Linked DNA regions of Homo sapiens: region 2 is linked to region 1. A link is a loop called in an ENCODE intact Hi-C map of the cell type or tissue named here. Cell type or tissue: right lobe of liver. All regions are shown on one strand.

The links. A loop is a pair of places that touch in the nucleus more often than their neighbours do. Peaks named below come from ENCODE experiments on the same cell type or tissue, not always from the same donor. Only the 100,000 strongest peaks of a DNase experiment are listed, where the experiment ranks them.
Region 2: a loop joins it to region 1, with 2.3 times the contacts of the local background. A loop is called at or near these places in 39 of 110 quality-filtered maps.

Annotation. Positions count from the first base shown.
Region 1 is chr19:732,038-736,037 of GRCh38, reverse strand. It overlaps PALM (paralemmin), which reads right to left. Exons shown (of 9, transcript NM_002579.3): 6 at 1,844-1,865; 7 at 1-19. Among named protein-coding and RNA genes, the nearest start is that of MISP, 17 kb to the left of the region's middle. RefSeq lists an enhancer at 1,684-1,733. In right lobe of liver, a CTCF peak has its summit at 1,796 (motif pointing right); a DNase peak (open chromatin) is centred at 1,817; H3K27ac peaks cover 410 bases.
Region 2 is chr19:592,791-596,790 of GRCh38, reverse strand. All of the region lies in intron 1 of HCN2 (hyperpolarization activated cyclic nucleotide gated potassium and sodium channel 2), which reads right to left. Among named protein-coding and RNA genes, the nearest start is that of HCN2, 4.9 kb to the right of the region's middle. In right lobe of liver, no CTCF peak of the experiment used is centred here; no DNase peak of the experiment used is centred here.

The sequences.
Region 1 (4,000 bases):
GTGTTGGAGACTCGCTTGTCTGCACGGGAGGTGGAAGCGGAGAGAGAGATGAGGGTCAGAGGAGAGGTCACATGGACCCCCCAGACAGCCCAACGCCCCTTCACAGAAGTGCATCCGGACTCCCACATGCACCTGGGCCTTTGACACCCAGACCCCACCCAGACACAGGAACCTGGGCCCCCAGACACCCAGACAGGCACCTGGGCCCTCAGACACACAGATCCCACCCAGACACCCGGACACAGGCACCTGGGCCCCCAGACACCCAGACAGGCACCTGGGCCCTCAGACACACGGATCCCACCCAGACACCCAGACACAGGAACCTGGGCCCCCAGACACCCAGACAGGCACCTGGGCCCTCAGACACACGGATCCCACCCAGACACCCGGACACAGGCACCTGGGCCCCCAGACACCCAGACAGGCACCTGGGCCCTCAGACACACGGATCCCACCCAGACACCCAGACACAGGAACCTGGGCCCCCAGACACCCAGACAGGCACCTGGGCCCTCAGACACACAGATCCCACCCAGACACCCGGACACAGGCACCTGGGCCCCCAGACATCCAGACAGGCACCTGGGCCCTCAGACACACGGATCCCATCCAGACACCCGGACACAGGAACCTGGGCCCCCAGACATCCAGACAGGCACCTGGGCCCTCAGACACACAGATCCCACCCAGACACCCGGACACAGGCACCTGTGGGCCCCCAGACATCCAGACAAGCACCTGGGCCCCCAGACACACAGACCCCACCGAGACACCCAAACACAGGCACCTGGGCCCCCAGACACACAGACCCCACCCAGACACCAGGACACAGGCACCTGGGCCCCCAGACACACAGACCCCACCCAGACACCAGGACACAGGCACCTGGGCCCCCAGACACAGGCCCCGCACAGACACAGGCACCTGGACCCCCACCGCAACCCCTAGAAAATCCCACAGGCAGCCTCACAGTTCATTCCTCATCCTCAGCCCAGTGATTTTCACAAAATCCCTGAGAGGCCTGTCTGGATTTTTTTAATGATTAATTTTTAATTCTACAGTAAGACAAGAAGACACTCTCCTTATGAATAATTAACACACAACAAACCAGGCCAGAAGCACTTCAGACGCCAGCGTCAATCCCGGCTGGTGGCTGTCCCGCTATCGATACAGAAGCGGACACGTTCCGTGAAATGCAGTTTACAGACAGGGTCTCGCTCTGTCGCCCAGGCTGGGGTGCAGTGGTGCGATCACAGCTCAACCTCCTGGGCTCAAGTGATCCTCCCACCTCAGCCTCCCGAGCAGCTGGGACTACAGGCGTGCAGCACACACGGCTAATTTTTGTATTTTTAGTAGAGACGGGGTTTCACTATGTTGGCCAGGCTGGTCTTGAACTCCTGACCTCAAGGGATCCACCTGTCTCAGCCTCCCAGAGCGCTGGGGTTACAGGTCTGAGCCACTGGGCCTGGCCGGCGGCTAATTTTTTTATGTTTGGCAGAGACAGGGTCTCCCTGTGTTGCCCAGCATGCTCTTGAACTCCTGGGCTCAAGCGATCGATCCTCCTGCCTCAGCCTCCCAAAGTGCTGGGATTACAGGCATGAGCCACCACACCCGGCTAATTGTCTTTGCATTTTTTCAGTAGACACTGAGTTTCGCCATGTTGGTCAGGCTGGTCTCGAACTCCTGACCTCAGGAGATCTACCCGCCTCGGCCTCCCAAAGTGCTGGGATCACAGGCGTGAGGCACCGAGCAACTTTGTAGCTTCACTCCCCGCCCTGCCATCCCCTCTCTGGCCACCAGAGTGCGCCGAGGCCCCACGAGTTCCTTCCAGAGGTCCTACCTTTGGGCGTGCCCACCGGCGTCTGCAAGAAAGAAGAGAGAAGGGTCAGGGGCGTCAGCATCCCCGGGAAGAGGAAGGGGAGCCATGGGGTCAGGAGCCTGGGGAGGGCATGGCACAGTGGGTGACGTCATACGCACCCGCTTCTCATCCTATCCTCTTGGGACTCTGGCCAGAAACACAGAGGTCATCTTTCTTTTTTCTTTTTATTGAGATGGAGTTTCGCTCTTGTCGCCCAGGCCGGAGTGCAATGGGGCAATCTTGGCTCACTGCAACTTCCGCCTCCTGGGTTCAAGCGATTCTCGTGCCTCAGCCTCCCCAGTAGCTGGGGTTACAGGCCTGCGTCATCGCACCTGGCTAATTTTGTATTTTTAGTAGAGACGGGGTTTCTCCATGTTGGCCAGGCTGGTTTCGATCCCCTGACCTCAGGTGATCCACCCACCTCGGCCTCCCAAAGTGCCGGGATTACAGGCTGAGCCACCACGTCCGCTCCATCTCATTTCTTCCCTCCCTCCCCACATACCCCCGCATCAGCGGCTCCCGCAGGCCACCCTGAATCCAGCCGGCTCCTCCGTGCCCCCTCCAGTCTCGTCCACTCCTGCTCTCAAGCGATCCTCCTCCCTTGGCCTCCTGGGAGCCACTGTGCGAGGCTCAGGGTCTAGTGTCGCCTGTCTGAACCCGTTCTGCCCTGCATGGTCAGACCCTGCACACAGGCCCCTCTCCCTGAACTGTGCCCTGGCATCCCTGGTCTTCTTGCTGTTTCTGGGACACACTCCTGTCTCAGGGCTGTGGTGTCTGATGCTCCCTCAGTGCACTCTTCCCTCATCACGTCACTGGGTGTGCCCGTCAGGAAGGCAGGGGCCGTGCATGTGTATTGCTGAGTCTCCCATGACAGCACTAGTCCATGCTCAAACAACCTTCAGGGAAAAGCACCTGGAGAACTCCTATTCAACCTTCAAAACCCACTTCCTTGGCTGGGCACGGTGGCTCATGCCTCTAATCCCAGCACTTTGGGAGGCCGAGGCGGGCGGATCACCTGAGGTCAGGAGTTCGAGACCAGCCTGACCAACATGGCCAAACCCTGTCTCTACTAAAAATACAAAATTAGCTGGGCGTGGTGGCGGGCGCCTGCAATCCCAGATACTTAGGAGGCTAAGGCAGGAGAATCACTTGAACCCAGGAGGTAGAGGTTGCTGAAATCGTGCCATTGCACTCCAGCCTGGGTAACAAGAGTGAAACTCTGTCTCAAAAAAAAAAACACAAAAAAACCACCCCACGTCCTCCAGGTCGCCTGCCCAGCCCTCCCACGAAACCCACATCCTCCAGGTCGCCTGCCCAGCCCTCCCACGAATGAGGCACTTCCTTGGGGATTCCACAGCGCCCTGGGCTTCCCACCTCTTCGGCCTGACCACCCTCCCTGGGTGGTCCCCAATACACGCCATCTTCCCACCTGACGTGAGCTCAGTGAGGTCCAGGACTGTGCCCAGAACCAGGTTTTTTTTTTTAGAAAGAATCTTGCTCTGTCTCCCAGGCTGGAGTGTAGTGGCGTGATCTCAGCTCACTGCAACCTCTGCCCCCTGGGTACAAGTGATTCTCAGCCTCAGCCTCCCGAGCAGCTGAGATTACAGGTGCCGGCCACGACATCTGGTTAATTTTTGTATTTTTAGTAGATATGGGGTTTTATCATGTTGGTCAGGCTGGTCTTGAACTCCTGACCTCAAATGATGTGCCTGCCTCGGCCTCCCAAAGTGCTGCGATTACAGGCGTGAGCCACTAAGCCCGGCCAAGGGTCTGGTTTTAACATCGTCTGGCTTAGATGGCAGATGCCAGAATTAACAGCCGACTCCACTAAGGACCACTCAGCTGTGTGGCCTTGAGCCAGCCTCTCTGCCTCTGTGGGCTGCGATTTTTACTTCCATCACACGGGGATACTGTTCCCACAGGAAGGGCTTTCAGGAGCCTTGGCCACATGAAACAGATGCAGGTGATCGATAGAAACCATGAAAACCCCAGCCTGGACAGCAGAGACCCCGTTTCTACCAAAAATACAGAAATTAGCCGGGCGTGGTGGTGCGTGCCTGTGGTCCCAGCTACTCGGGAGGCGGAGGCAGGAGGATCGCTGGAGCTGGGGAAGTCGAGGCTGCAGTGAGCTGTGATTGT
Region 2 (4,000 bases), 140 kb after region 1:
TGGGGTCAGGGGAAGGCCCAAAGCCCAACCCCACTCCCCCTCACACTCTGTGCAGCCGCGTCCGGCAGCCCTTTCCCCATCCGGCCACCATAGGGACCCAGGCGGGCCCCAGCACTCCCCGGGCACCCTGTGCCCTCCTTGTCCAACCCCAGTGCTGAGCAGGGACAGGCCCCCCTCAGCTGTCACAGAAACATCAGTGACCATCATTAAATCCTGTATTTAAAACCCATCCCCGACAGGTAACAGTGAGGCCTCTACGAGGGCCCCTTCCTCGGAAACGCGGGGGTCCTGCCACTTTGTCCAGCTTGGCCCTCGCAGGCAGGGAGGGAGACCAGCTCCGGAGGCCGGGATGAGGCTGGGTCCCTGGGGAAACCTTCCGGCCTCAGCTCTCACACCTGGGGGACCGGAAGAAGCCTCGGACCCCCTCTCACTCCAGAGTGGCTTCAGTGGGGCCCCCGGCACCTGACACCGATGTGAGCTCAGCCCTCCTCCAACAGCCGCCCAGCCTCTCTCTCGGCTCTGACACGGAAACTGAGGCTCCTCCAGCCATAAGTGAAACAGTGGGATGGGAACCCAGACAGACCATGTCATTCTCCTGCCCCGAGCTCAGGGTTCTTCCCCTGAAGTTCCCAAAGCCGACGCAGGTCCCCGTCTCTCCAGGGCTGGATGAAGCTTGGGGGAGGAGGCCGCCGACCCGGCTCCCAAACCCCACGAGGACACCAGGTCTCCTGGCAACAGAAGGCCCAGGACCCTCAGCCCCTTGGATCCCAGGGGAGGGCCTGCCCAGGGGGTCTTCAGCCCCTGCTGGAGCCTGAGTCCCGGGTTGGGGAACGGGCGAGGGCAGCCAGGCCCTCCCCGCAGGAGCCCAGCCTCAGGCCGGAGGCCGTCCAGGATTTACAGATGGGGACAATCCGGGAGAGGATTAGGGGCCGGAGGTCGGTGATTAAGGGAGAGCCTCGGGCCGGGGGATTAGGAGACGGCACTCTCAGCTGTGGAGTCATGGCCAGATCCGTGGCAGGTGCCCAGGATTAAGAAAGGGAGCTGCTACGGGTGGGGGAGATCTCGGGTTCCCGGGTGATCCCGACGGGGCAGATGTTCACCGAACTCTCGCCGGGCGCCGGGGCACACGATGACCACACAGGCCCAGCCCCAAGACAGACACATGGGATGGGCCTGTCAGCCCCAGGCAGGTGGGAGGGCTCCTTGGAGGAGGTGGCGTGTGGGTGGATGAGATGGTGAGGGGAGGGCAGTGGCTGAAGAGGGGCAGCAGGTGCGGAGGTTGATGCTCCGGGTTCCCTTCAAGGCCGGTGGGCGGCCTCGGGACCAGGGGACATGACTGGGGAGGGCTGGAGCCAGGGAGGAGGTAGAGGTGACAGGGAAAGAAGGACCGATGTCTGGAGAGGCCCATGCTGACAGCCGGGAGGCCAGAAAGGGGGACGGGGAGGCATCTGGCAGGAGAGAGGCGGCCAGCGCACAGGGTGCGAGGCTGAACCGTGGGGTGGGGGGTGAGGCAGGGCCCGGCCCAAGTGAGTGGGGGGCTGATGAAGGTGACTTGAATATGTGGGTTTTTAGGTTTTTTTTATTTTTTTGAGACAGGGTCTCACTCTGTTTCCCGGGCCGGAGTGCAGTGGCACGATCATAGCTCACTGCAGCCTCAACCTCCTGGGCTCAGGTGATCCTCCCGCCTCAGCCTCCAGAGTAGCTGGGACTACAGGTGCACGCCACCACGCCTGGCTAATTTTTTAACTTTTTGTAGAGATGGGGGTCTTGCTATGTTGCCCAGGCTGGTCTCGAACTCCTGGGCTCAAGCGATCCTCCCGCCTCCGCCTCCCAAAGTACTGGCATTACAGGCATGAGCCACAGTGCCTGGACAAAGATGTCCGTTTTCGAGCAGGGAACATAGGGAAGGCCCTGAAGAGAGCGGGGAGGCCTTGGCCACCCCGACCCCTGACCCCTCCACGCAGACCAGAGGGCAGGCCACCGCCACCTGGGATATGGGTCCATGCACACCCCACCATCCTGCACACGCTGGGCCTTCCTGCCGTGACCAGAGCCAGACAAACCCTCGCCTCGCCCTGCCCCCGGGGCCATCCCCCCAGGATAATGGGGGGTTTATTCCCACGCCCTAATGCTGGGATTCATCACTGCGGATTTGCAGAGCTGCACCCCCAGGCTGATCTCCCGCTGACCCACTCAGCCATCTGAGGCGGGGCCCAGGGGCCGCCTGTCCTGGTGGGGTCTTGGAGCAGCTCCTCCCCGACCAGTCCTCTCGGGGACCCCAGGGGACATAACAGATCCTGGCTTTGGGGAGCATCTCGTCTGTCTCCCCTCACACGGGGCCTCCCCAGCTGAAGACAATTCAGAAACACAGACCTGCAAGTCAGCAGCAGCAGGAGACGGCAGGGCGGCCACAGGGCACTTAGCCCTGGAACTGGACCGAGGGCAGTCAGGAAGCCGCCAGCCTCTCTCCACCCGACACCTGCCCTGTGCCCCCCAGAGCTCCCAGGGCACAAACCCCGGATCTGCCCAGGTCTCCACCCCGCCAGGTCTGCCCAGCCCCCTCGGTGACACCGGGGGCAGGGAGGGTGGATGACAGCAAGCTTCGGAGAACGCGACCTCCTCAGACCGCCCCTCCCTGGGCCTTCGTGTCCCCTCCAGCCCCAGCCCCTCTCCTGCGGAGACACCCTCCAGCCCCAGCCCTTCTCGTGCAGAGACCTCCAGCCCCTGCCCCTCTCCTGCGGAGACACCCTCCTTTGCACGACTCAGGCTTTCCCAAGTGGACCTGTGTGGCCTTTAGAATCAGCGGCGGCTGGGGTGAAGGGAGTAGGAATGAACTATACTTATTTTTGACCTAATTTTGCTCTGGGAGGCACAGAAGACCCTGCCGAAGCCCTGGGGGTTGCATAAGGCCAAACCCCTTCCTTCTTGGTTTTCACGCCTGTTCCAATTCAGGCACCAACCGTGATCACCTACAAGGAAGGGAACTTGAGCCTCTGGAACCCAAAACCTTGAACTTGGGTCCTTGAACTTGCTCTTCCACCAGCACCCCAGGGAAGCGCCCAGCATGCCTCTGGGGACTTTCAGACGTCAGGCCGGGGTGTAGAGCCACCCACAGCCCCAGAGACTTCAGCAATAGACCAACTGCACTTCTTCTTCCTTTTCTTTTTTTTTGAGACCAAGTCCCACTCTGTCAGCCAGGCTGGAGTGCAGCAGCGCGATCTCGGCTCACTGCAACCTCTGCCTCCTGGATTCAAGTGATTCTCCTGCCTCAGCCTCCCGAGTAGCTGGGATTACAGGCGCTCGTCACGATGCCCAGCTAATTTTTGCATTTTTAGTAGAGACGGGATCATCTCACCATGTTGGCCAGGCTGCTCTCGAACTCCTGACCTCAGGTGATCCGCCCGCCTCAGCCTCCCAAAGTGCTGGGATCTCAGGCGTGAGCCGCTGCACCCTGGCACCAACTGCACTTCCAAAGGGGCCAGCCGCCCAGGCCTGAGAGCCGAAATCTGGACCCACGTCAGCCCAGGACCCATGCTCTGCCCCTCAGAAAATTCAGCAAATATGTGGCACCTGCTGTATACTGGGACTGGGACGTGGGGCGTGAAAGAGGCCACTTCCGAGCACGGGAGCAGGGTGGACTTGGGCGTGGCGGAGACAGCTGGGCAGCGAGGAAGAACCGGGGTGAGGGCGTGCCTGGGGGGCACAGGCTGGGCAAGGAGCACAGCACTCTCTCAGCAGGAAGGGGAGGTGAAGAGAGTGTGAGACGTGAGGCTGAGACACTGGCAAGGCTGTGAAAGACCCCATCCTTCTCCCTCATACCATCCCCACCGTGCAATTGGGGAAACTGAGGCAGAGGGGCCCAGCGAGGACCCAAGACACCCAGCCAGGCACAGGAGGCCTTGGGCCCGAAGCCAGTTGGGGCCAGGCTCCTGAGTCAGCTGCAAACGTAGAGGCCCCTTCGCTTGCTGTGGGCTGCCCCAAAACACCCTCCACAGCAGGG